2 separate regions of the Homo sapiens genome follow, and region 1 is linked to region 2. Evidence: chromatin contacts called from ENCODE Hi-C or POLR2A ChIA-PET data. All regions are on one chromosome and are shown on one strand. The core of a region is the stretch at or near the end of the contact, and the rest is flanking DNA. Distances in the headings are between cores, read along the strand shown. Region 1 holds the start of ADARB2-AS1 (ADARB2 antisense RNA 1). Region 2 overlaps ADARB2 (adenosine deaminase RNA specific B2 (inactive)).

Region 1 (4,945 bases), core at 2,035-4,534, 72 kb after region 2:
CCACTGTGTTACAGATCAGGAAGTTGGAGGTGGCTCGGTTACAGGGTTAAGTTACATGCACGTCACGCAGCCCTGAGCTGGGGAAACCAAGAACAAAGCCCCTATGCTTGCTGGGCCATCCCACCCCCTCACATTAGATTTGCTTAAAGAACCTGCCAGAGGCTTCGTCTGGAATAGCACCTCGGTCTCATTCATCTCTATCACGAGTTTCTGCATTTTGACCATGAGCCTGTTCCAACATTTCAGATTCTCCACTCATCATTAAAATAACTTTATTCCAACCTTGCAGCTTCCAAATTAATACTGACTCTTTCCTTATCAGAAACAAGCAATGATTTAGAGTATCACTGAAATAAAATCAAAATGTTTTACCTTGAGGCTTAATTCTCTCTAAAATCTAGTCAGATGCTCCCCATCCCAGTTTCACCATTATATCAGCACAAATCTTGAACATTTCATTTTCTAATCTGTCATCCTTTTAATCTCCTATTTTATAAATGCTCTTTTCTGTATAAATGGCCTGCATATTATAAACAGTATTGAATAGCTTGTTTCTTTCTCTAATCAACCTGATCTGTCTACTCAATATCCACCCATGCATCCATCCATCCATCCATCCATCTACTCATTCATTCACCTATTCATTTTTTAATTAAGCATTTCATTAATTTATTCAGCACTTACTATATTCTAGACAGTATCCTGGGGATATGAAGATAGATAGATAGATAGATAGATAGATAGATAGATAGATAGATTAGAGAGAGAGAGAATAGATGATAGGTAGATAATTCTTTGTCACTATCTTTAAGGTACACAAAATTTTGTAGGAGAGTCTGAGACATACAAACTTCTTATAATACAATGAATGTATTTGGTGCAATAGAGCAAAAATAGGGTCAGGACTTTATGACTACTAAGCCTCACAGGTGTTTTGATGCCTATGGAATCACCACATATAAGTCCCACTAATTCAGTCGCCATTTGTGACTAACGTGTCCAATACTCAGTAGGAAAGATATAAAAGAAAATAATTAGAGTTCCTTAATATCTCTTTGGTCCACCAGCAGGCATCCATGTTTGTGATCTTCTGGGCAATTTTCAGACCTGCTGGCATCACAAGTTCCTCCAACCAGACTTGGATAATGGGTCAATCAGCAAGAAGCACTTTTCCTGAGCCCAAGTTCTAAAACCTCCACAGCAACAGCCCTAATGAAAAATGTAGTATCTCCCACTTCTCCTTTCTATTGCCTTTTTGTTTGGTTTTCACAGGAATCTATTTCTGAGTGTTTGCTGTAGGCAGACACTTTCCTCATCTCCACCTTTGATTACGAGAACAGCACAGCCCGGTGGCTGCCCGGGGGGAGGTGGTAGGCAGGGTCAGAGTGCACACGCGCGTGTGTTCATGTGTGCTGTGTACAGGTGCTGTGAGGGTCCAGGAACTGCTGGCTATCACAGTGAGCGGTGACACAAAGGCCTGTAATTCTATGTTGAGAATAATATTTCCAGCCTAGAACTAGCAGTCTGGCTGGAATGAAATACACAGAAAATAGTCAGGATAGTCCAATCTATGTCTGAGCCTCCAGATTTAAAGATAGTTTATATCCACAAATACATACTGCTATGTCTTTTTACCTTTCCATTTTCACAGCTAGCTGCCAATTTAAGTAAGCATCCTTGCTTTAGTTAAGGGCTTTAGTAATAAAATAATAATAATAACTTCACGAACAGGAAGAGATTCTATAAATCCTGAGTTTCATGCCAGGAAACCACCCCAGAAAACACTTTTTGTACTAATAGCTGTAAAAAAAGGTCAGGTACCTGACTTAAATAATTGCTTTCCTTTTTGTATGTTTGGGGGAGGAGGAATTTCTGGTTCTACTTGTAACACGTGCATATGAGGTTACACAAAGATTTCTTTCCTGGAAAACTGGAAATAAGCATAATCAAAACTGTAAAATGATCAAATACTGGTGCAATTATTTTCTTCAGGAATCTCACGATTTCATCTGCGGGAGTGGATCTGAAATCTAAAATCTGAAAACATTTATTTCACTTTATGATTCTTTTTATTCCACATTCTTCTCTAATTTTTTCCTTGACTGAAACATTGGTATCTCTGTTTCTCATGGTCTCTCTTCGCCTCAGCCGTGCAGTTCTGTGGGTATCTAGGGGGCCTTTTCAGTTCAAAGTACATCAGCAGCCCGACGCTGGTGGTCCACGTTTTCCTGTCGGCTCTGTGGGTTGCATCTGTGTCCTGTTACCTCGGAGGGGTTGTATGTGCGTCCTGAGAGGAAGACAGCCTGGGAAGACAGGGTGGCTTGCAGAAGACGCCCACCATTTGCACAGAGCTAGCCGAGGCAGCTGGCCTGAACATGTGTGCATGCGTGTGCGTGCATGTATGGGTGTGTATGTGTATGCTCATGTGCTTGTGTGTTTATGTGTGTGTATGTGCGTATGTGAGCATGTACGTGTGTGCGCATGTGTATGTTCATGTGCTTGTGTGTGTGCGCGTGTCTGCGTGCGTTTATGTGCGTGTATGTGCATGTGTGTGAGCGTGTATGCTCATGTGCACGTGTGTCTGTGTGTGAGCACGTATGGGTGTGTGTGCGTGTGTGCTTATGTGCGTGTGTGCATGCATATATGTGCATGTGCATGTATGCACGTGTTTGTGTATGTGTGTATGCGTGCATGTGCATCTGTGTTGAGGGGCTGTTGCTCAGGAAGCGAGGGACAGGGCATGTCCTAGGTAGAGACAGCTTTCTGGGGAAAGCCTTGTTCTAAGGCAGCAGGGCGGTCTTGCACTTGCGCGGCTGCTCCTGGGATTTGGAAAGGACACAGGTGGGAAGTTGGAGAGATGGCCTGGGGCAGGTGGGGTAGGTGGGGCAGGTGGGGCAGATGGGGCAGGTGGTGCAGATGGGGCAGTCATTAACGAGCATGCCTGGAACCCCATCCCTAGTCTTGTAGAGGAGGCAAGGAGCTGTCCAACTGTCTCTTAAGAGTGGCACAGTCAGTGCTATGGTTTGGAGGTTTGTCCCCTCCAGATCTCATGTTGAAACGTGATCCCCAGTGTTGGAGGTGGGGCCTGGTGGGGGATGCTGGGGTCAGGGGTGGATCCCTCACGATTATCTTGGTGCTGTCCTCCTGGTTATGAATGAGTTCTTGCTCTGTGTGTTGCAGTGAGAGCTGATTGGTAGGAAGAGCCTGGCCCCTCCCACCGCCTCTCCCACCACGTGATCTCTGCACAGGCCGCTCCCCTCCCCATCGGCCACGAGTGAAGCTTCCTGGGGCCTCACCAGATGCAGATGCTGGTGCCACGCTTCCTGTACAGCCTGCAGAGCCATGGCTGCACAAACCTTTCTTCCTCATAAATCACCCAGCCTCGGGTGTTCCTTTCTAGCAACACACACGGACTGAGCCGGATGACATGAAGCAGCTGTTCCCGCCTCCTCCTGGCACCTCCCTGACTCACGCACTTGGTGCGTGGAGGGGTCGTGAGCGGGCACAGGCAGCCACTTCGCTGCTTGCCTCATCAGCCTCACAGTTCCCCACAGGTGAGTCCTGGCATAGAAACATCCCCTGCATCTTAATTTGCATTTGTTAATAATTATGTGAAATAGAGAAAATAACTTATTTGTGCACAGCTCTGACTTCCAAACGAAACCACTCCAGCTTTTTGGAAGCTTCCGCATTTGGGGATGATATTAACCAAGTGACCACAGACGAGAGAGGCACTGCCCTTCTCTTTAACCCAGAAACTGGTCAGGAGCCTGAGGAGAATGACAAAGGGAAAGAATTCTTACAGGAACTTCTCCCTCCGCTTCCCTCAGTTTAAAACTACAGTGCTCGCCACAGAATCTCACTTCCAATTCCTTGTGGAGAACTGCTTCTTGTACTTATCGCATCCTCATTTACGATATGACTCTGCTAGTATTTTAAATACATGTCTAGCGTTCCTTATAGAGACATTCTCATCCCCACATAGATCGGTGGTTATGAGGGAGTTTTCTTTCCTATGCCTAGGATTCTGTTTTGATGATTTTTACGGGGTTTGCTTACAGTAGTAACTCAGCAAACTGCCTGATGATATTTAAAAACTTCTTCCTCCTTGATTTTCATTTTAAATCAAGCAAACACAATAATCCACAAAAACTAAATTAAAATCAATGCCCTTAACATGACTGGCAAGAAGAATGCTGTTTCTGTTGTAAGAAGACTTGCTATACATAACAGGATGATTAGAAAGACTTGCTGTAAAAAGACTTGATATACATAACAGGATGATATACATAACAGGATGATTAGAAAGTTAAAAATATAATATTGTGAGATGCTATTTGGTTTGGTAAGACGGGGGTCAGATAGTCTATCAGAATAATTTTCTTCCGTTTGATCACACATCTCATCAGAGGAGCAGGAGAGCCGTCCAGCGTGAGATATTTGAAGGGGTGTTGGCAAGAACATCAGATGGACGACAGGGGAGAGGGGCCCAGCTGCACGGGGAGAAGCCGATGAGGGATGGGTCTTTGCTGTCATCAACATTCATAAATTTATCATTCTGGATGCACAAATTAAAATTATTCACTAAGCAAGAATGCCATTGAACTGAACGTTATAAAAATCCTGGAGTAAGTAGAAAAATGCCAGGCTGATATATCTGTGCAGTAAGAGGCATATAATTCTGCCTCCATCAATAACAGCCCCCACACTTTATGGACTCCCCTCTTGGAGGTGGCTGTGAATAACCCGAATGCATGTGCAGCCTCTCGACAAACTCGTGTCCGCGGCTGTGGGCTACGTTCTCGCCAATGGCTGTGTCTTCGGCCAACACACCTGAGCTTACTGCATTAATGTTACTGTGCGATACAGCAGCTCCGCGCCTCCTGTGAGTGCCCGTGTTCACTTCCTAAACTGCTGGTCTACCCAGATTTTTAAAGGGACATAT
Region 2 (5,119 bases), core at 2,380-4,879:
AAAAGCAGAGGGAGCTGATGGTGTCTGCTGTGTGCAAGCCAGAAACACAGAGAGATGTGTGTGCCAACAAAACCTGGAAAATAACCATGTCCTCATAGCCTGGGGACTCTGGGAAGTCCTACAGCAAAGAAGAAGCCTGGTCTGCCCATCTTTGTGTGACAAGTGTTTGCAGGAAATAGTTCATCAAAAAACACTTTTTCTCAGGAGACAACTAGGAATCACCTAGGACACACTATGAAATGGTGAACCAGCGATACAGGTGAAAGTGCCCTCCCAGTATGGGAAAGACGGCAGAGTATTCAACAGGGACACAGGAGCGGTGTTTATCCTCTGGAGGGAGCAAACAGTGGAGTGTGCACCTCACTCAGCCACCAACTTTGCACCTGGCGGTGCTGCCCTGACACCTGAGGACTCATAGGGCCAAGTGAGGCTCAGAGTCTGAGGCAACTTGGACTGATCCTTAGGTGGACAGCAGGATGACAGCCACCTGTGCAGGAAGAGGGAACACAGCTGCAGAGAAGGGGACACACCTGTATGAGGAGGGGACACACCTGTTTGAAGAGGGGACACACCTGTATGAGGAGGGGACACACCTGTATGAGGAGGGGCTCACCTGTATAAGGAGGGGACACACCTTCCTGAGAAGGGGACACACCTGTATGAGAAGGGGACACACCTGTATAACAGGGGACACACCTGTATGAGGAGGAATTACACCCATATGAGGAGGGACACACCCATATGAGGAGGAAGTATACCCGTATGAGGAGGAAGTACACCCATATGAGGAGGAAGTACACCGAACATACTTGCAGAGGAAGGGAGCCCCCACCATGTGCCAGGGCCCCATGGACATGAGATCATGAGAGACATCTGGTCTGTCTTCTCGCCCACATGTGAGACAGATGGGAAGTTCCAGCATTTTGTTTATAGACTTAGAGAAGGGAATGAGTGGATATTTTTTTTTAGAGAGGTCACAGGACATCTCAGTGGCTTGTTAAAGGACAGCCTTATGAACGGTACCTAGGAATCACGGATGTGGAGTTGGAGGCAGTGTGGGAGCTGAGGGGAGGCCTGCTGCCATGCACCCCTGCTGGTCAGAGCAGATGCCTGGCCAGGAGGCTGACACACCACCTTCAGATTTGGCCGCTGCCACCATCACACCTCTGGGTGTAGTTTGATCCGAGACAGCAGCTTTCCAGCTGCGGGAATTCAGTGGCATGATGACAGCATACACAGGGAGACGGCAAATGTGAAAGCACTGGTCAACTGTCGCACATGTAAATCTAAGTCCATGGCCCACAAAAATCAGCTCTGTGTCTTGGGTTTGAATAATTGTGGGAAAAATAGTAATAATAATAATAACAATAATAAAAAAACTTCTTGGTTTTCTCTCTCTCCATGACTTTCTAGTTCTTTTACTCAGCTCAAAAACTTTCTTAGAAATACAGGTGATGCCATGGAATACTATGCAGCCATAAAAAAGGTTGAGTTCATGTCCTTTGCAGAGACATGGATGAAGCTGGAAACCATCATTTTCAGCAAACTAACACAAGAACAGAAAACCAAACACTGCATGTTCTCACTCGTAAGTGGGAGCTGAACAATGAGAACTCATGGACACGGGGGTTGGGGGGGGGAATATCACACACTGGGGCCTGTTGGGGGGTTGGGGGATAGGGGAGGGACAGCACTAGGAGAACTACCTAATGTAGGTGACAGGTTGATGGGTGCAGCAAACCACCATGGCACGTGTATACTGTGTAACAAATCTGCATGTTCTGCACATGTACCCCAGAACTTAAAGTATAATAAAAAAAGAAGACATGAAAAAAAACCTTTTGTATTTTTAGTGAGCTTATGCAGCTAATAAATTCATTTAAAAAAGAAATACAGGCAACAGCAGTGGCTCTCCACATCAGTGTGTGACAGTCACCAGGCTTTGTCACAATGCATCCTGGTGGGCCGCGCAGAGCCTGGGCCTCAGTGGGGTTGGGCCGGGCCTGACAATCTGCATTTCCAGCACGTCCCAGGTGCCACTGCTGCTGTCATTGGGGCCACACTTTGAGGACCCTGGGTCTGTGACGCCTAGTCCCTTACCTAGAATTTAATTCCACATCCTCTCTTCCCTCCCCCACGTCTGCAAAACGTGGCCTTGAAGGAGTTGTATCAGCAAGACGTTAGACAAGGCAGCTCTTCCCTGTCTCCCCATGGAAAAACCAAGTAAATCATGGGCTTTTCCCTTTGCTGATTGTGCCCTTTGATGCTCAAGACATTTTTAATGTGATGACGTTCAATTTCTTTCTGCCTTTTGTTTCTTGAGCTTTTGGTGTCACATCCGAGAAATTCATTTGCCAAATCCAATGTCATGACGCTTCCCCTATGTTTTCTTCTAAGAAGGTTTTAGCTCTTACATTTAGATCTTTGATCCATGTTGAATTGATTTTTGTATATGGTGTAATGTAAGGGTTTAACGTCATTCCTTTGGATGTGAATATCCAGGTTTCTTAGCACTGTTTCTTGAGAACACTGTCCTCTCTCCACTGAATGGTCTCGGTACCCTTTTCGAAAAGGCAACCCACAGAATGGGAGAAAATACTTGCAAATCATAGATCTGATACGAATTGGTTTCTAGACAATATTAAAAATTCCTACTACTGAACACACACACAAAACAAAGAATCTAATTAAAAAATAGGCACAAGACTTGAACAGACGTTTCTCCAAAGAAGGTAAACAAACAGCCAGTACGCACACGGAAAGAAGCTCAACGTCACTAATCATTAGGGAAATGCAAACCAAAACTGCGAGTTACCGCCTCATACCCACTGGAATGGCTACTGCAAGGGTTAGTGAGAATGTGGGAAAAAATGGAACGCTGTGCACTGATGGTGGGAATGTAAGATGGTGCAGCTGCTCTAGAAAATGGTGTGGCTATTTTCAGAAAATTAAAAATAAAATTGCCATATAGTCAAGCAATTCTTCTAGTTATATAGTGTATTGGTCTGCTCTCATGCTGCTAATAAAGACATACTTGAGACTGGGTAATTTATAAAGGAAAGAGGTTTAATGGACTCACAGTTCCACATGGCTTGGGAGGCCTCACAGTCATGGCAGAAGGGGAATGAGGAGCAAAGTCACATCTTACATGGCGGCAGGTAGGAGAGCGTGTGCAGGGGAACTGCCCTTTATTAAACCATCAGATCTCGTGAGATATTTTCACTGTCATGAGAACAGCATGGGAAAGACCCACCCCCATGATTCAGTTACCTCCCACTGGGTTGCTCCTATGACACTGGGAATTGTGGGAGCTACAATTCAAGATGAGATTTGGGTGGGAACACAGAGCCAAACCATATCATAGACCCAACGAAATTGAAAGCAGGGACTTGAAGAGAATTTATACATCCATATTAATGGCAGCACAATTTATGATGGGCAAAATTTGGAAGCATCTATCCATTGACAGATGAATGTGCAAAGAAAATGTGGAATATCTACTATTCAGCTGAAAAAGGAAGAACATTCTGACACATGTTACAACATGGATGAACCCTAGGGACCATCTACAATGGAAACTAAGCCAGTCACAAAAGGACAAACAATGAACAATGTCACCTGCATGAGGTCCCTAGAGTCCTCACACCCACAGAGACAGGAAGCAGAGGGTGGTTGCTGGGGCCGGGGAGGGTAACGGGCTTAATGTTTCGTGGAGACAGTTTCAGTTCTGGAAGATGAAACTTTCTGTAGACGGATGGTGGTGATTGCTCACGACTGTGTGAATGTACTTAGTGCCACCGACCTATACACTCAAAAGTGGATCAGAGGGTACATTTTGTGTTATGTATATTTTACCATAATTTAAAAAAAGAACAGAAAAAAGAAGACCCTTGCTGAGCTTTACAAGCAACTCAGTCTTGTCTTCAAATATTCTTCATGAATTGAGATGGTGCCAGGTTGCTGTTTAATACCAACAAGCGACAGAGGAAATTCTAAATAAGTTTAGTCACGTTGTAGAAATTTGCTTACGAAACACGAGACTGGAATCAAACTCCTTTAGGGCTTTTCCCCCTCAGTGGAAAGAGTGGATACCTTGTCACTGAACAACGTGATTTTCCCAGGTACAGTTTATTTACAGGCAAAGCCACATCCTGCTTACACTTATGAATAGTTGGCAGCTGGCTTTAGTGAGGATGGATTGCAGGTGAGAGGAGGAACTTTGTTAAGGACCAGATGCTTCCCTGTTCTTTTGCCAGGTGCAAATCAAGCGCCACCTGGAAGAAATGTAATCATTTGAAATGTCTTTAAAAATAGTCACTCTCTGAATTTAAAATGTTAATTTAAAACAATTATGATGAGCAAAATAATTAGGAAATACAGACTTCCTAAGTTAGGGAGCCAGGCTATTCAGACTATGATGATATTGAATTACTTATGTATCATGGATGAAGCAGCTAGATCTAAATGAACAAAAATAAAAAAAAAGAGAAAACAGAAGATTAAAAAGATTAAAAAGAAAACAATTTGATGTGTCTTTATGGAAAGTTAAGCTCTGGCCAGAGCTAAGTTGGAGGTATTGCTGTTTCTTTCTCTAAAAAAGTTTAATGTGTTCGATCCAGTTTTTTCATAGCATTAGAAAAACTCTTTTTGGGATTGTTACTTTTTTAAAAATTAATATTCTTACTACTACTATATTTGAGGGAACTGAGCCATTTACGATTGTCAATTTCCAAATTTCTTCATGGATACAGATTCATTTCTGATTCATTGAACTGCAAACTTATTTTTTATAGGGAAGAACTGACCAAAAGCAAGCGATTTTTATATCTAGAAACTATTCCCCCCTTCTGTCTATTTCTCACCTATCACCACACAAATACGTCTTCCATGAACGCAAGCAAAATAACAAATAATATTAAACAAAAGGGATTCGTTTTTCTTTAATGTATGTCACTTAAAGGATTGTACTAGTTCAGAACTTGGCGAACTCATGCATAGAAGAGTGGTTGAAAAGTTTCACTTATAATAGCACATTCAGAATAGATCATATGGCTATAATTATTTGTATGCTTTTCCAGGCACATTAACTAAGCTAAACTCAATACATCATTTCATGCAT

The links. A loop is a pair of places that touch in the nucleus more often than their neighbours do. ChIA-PET counts read pairs that join two places held with the same protein, here RNA polymerase II (POLR2A). Pooled maps may share reads with other maps.
Region 1: a pooled map shows a loop between it and region 2 (4-fold over the local background). The contact joins the promoter of ADARB2-AS1 here to the enhancer-like site in region 2. A Hi-C loop is called at or near these places in 1 of 168 maps with a recorded cell type or tissue (mesothelial cell of epicardium) and 4 of 50 pooled maps. POLR2A ChIA-PET finds 5 or more read pairs at or near these places in 1 of 52 experiments (Panc1).

What each region holds. Positions count from the first base shown.
Region 1 is chr10:1,523,346-1,528,290 of GRCh38, forward strand. It overlaps ADARB2-AS1 (ADARB2 antisense RNA 1), which reads left to right and starts at 3,285. Exons shown (of 2, transcript NR_033387.2): 1 at 3,285-3,554. The region is part of intron 1 of ADARB2 (adenosine deaminase RNA specific B2 (inactive)); the gene reads right to left.
Region 2 is chr10:1,450,987-1,456,105 of GRCh38, forward strand. The region is part of intron 1 of ADARB2 (adenosine deaminase RNA specific B2 (inactive)); the gene reads right to left. Among named protein-coding and RNA genes, the nearest start is that of ADARB2-AS1, 73 kb to the right of the region's middle. Within about 2 kb of position 3,630, at least 3 of the 41 ENCODE cell types and tissues checked have a DNase peak (open chromatin) inside an H3K27ac peak, as active enhancers do.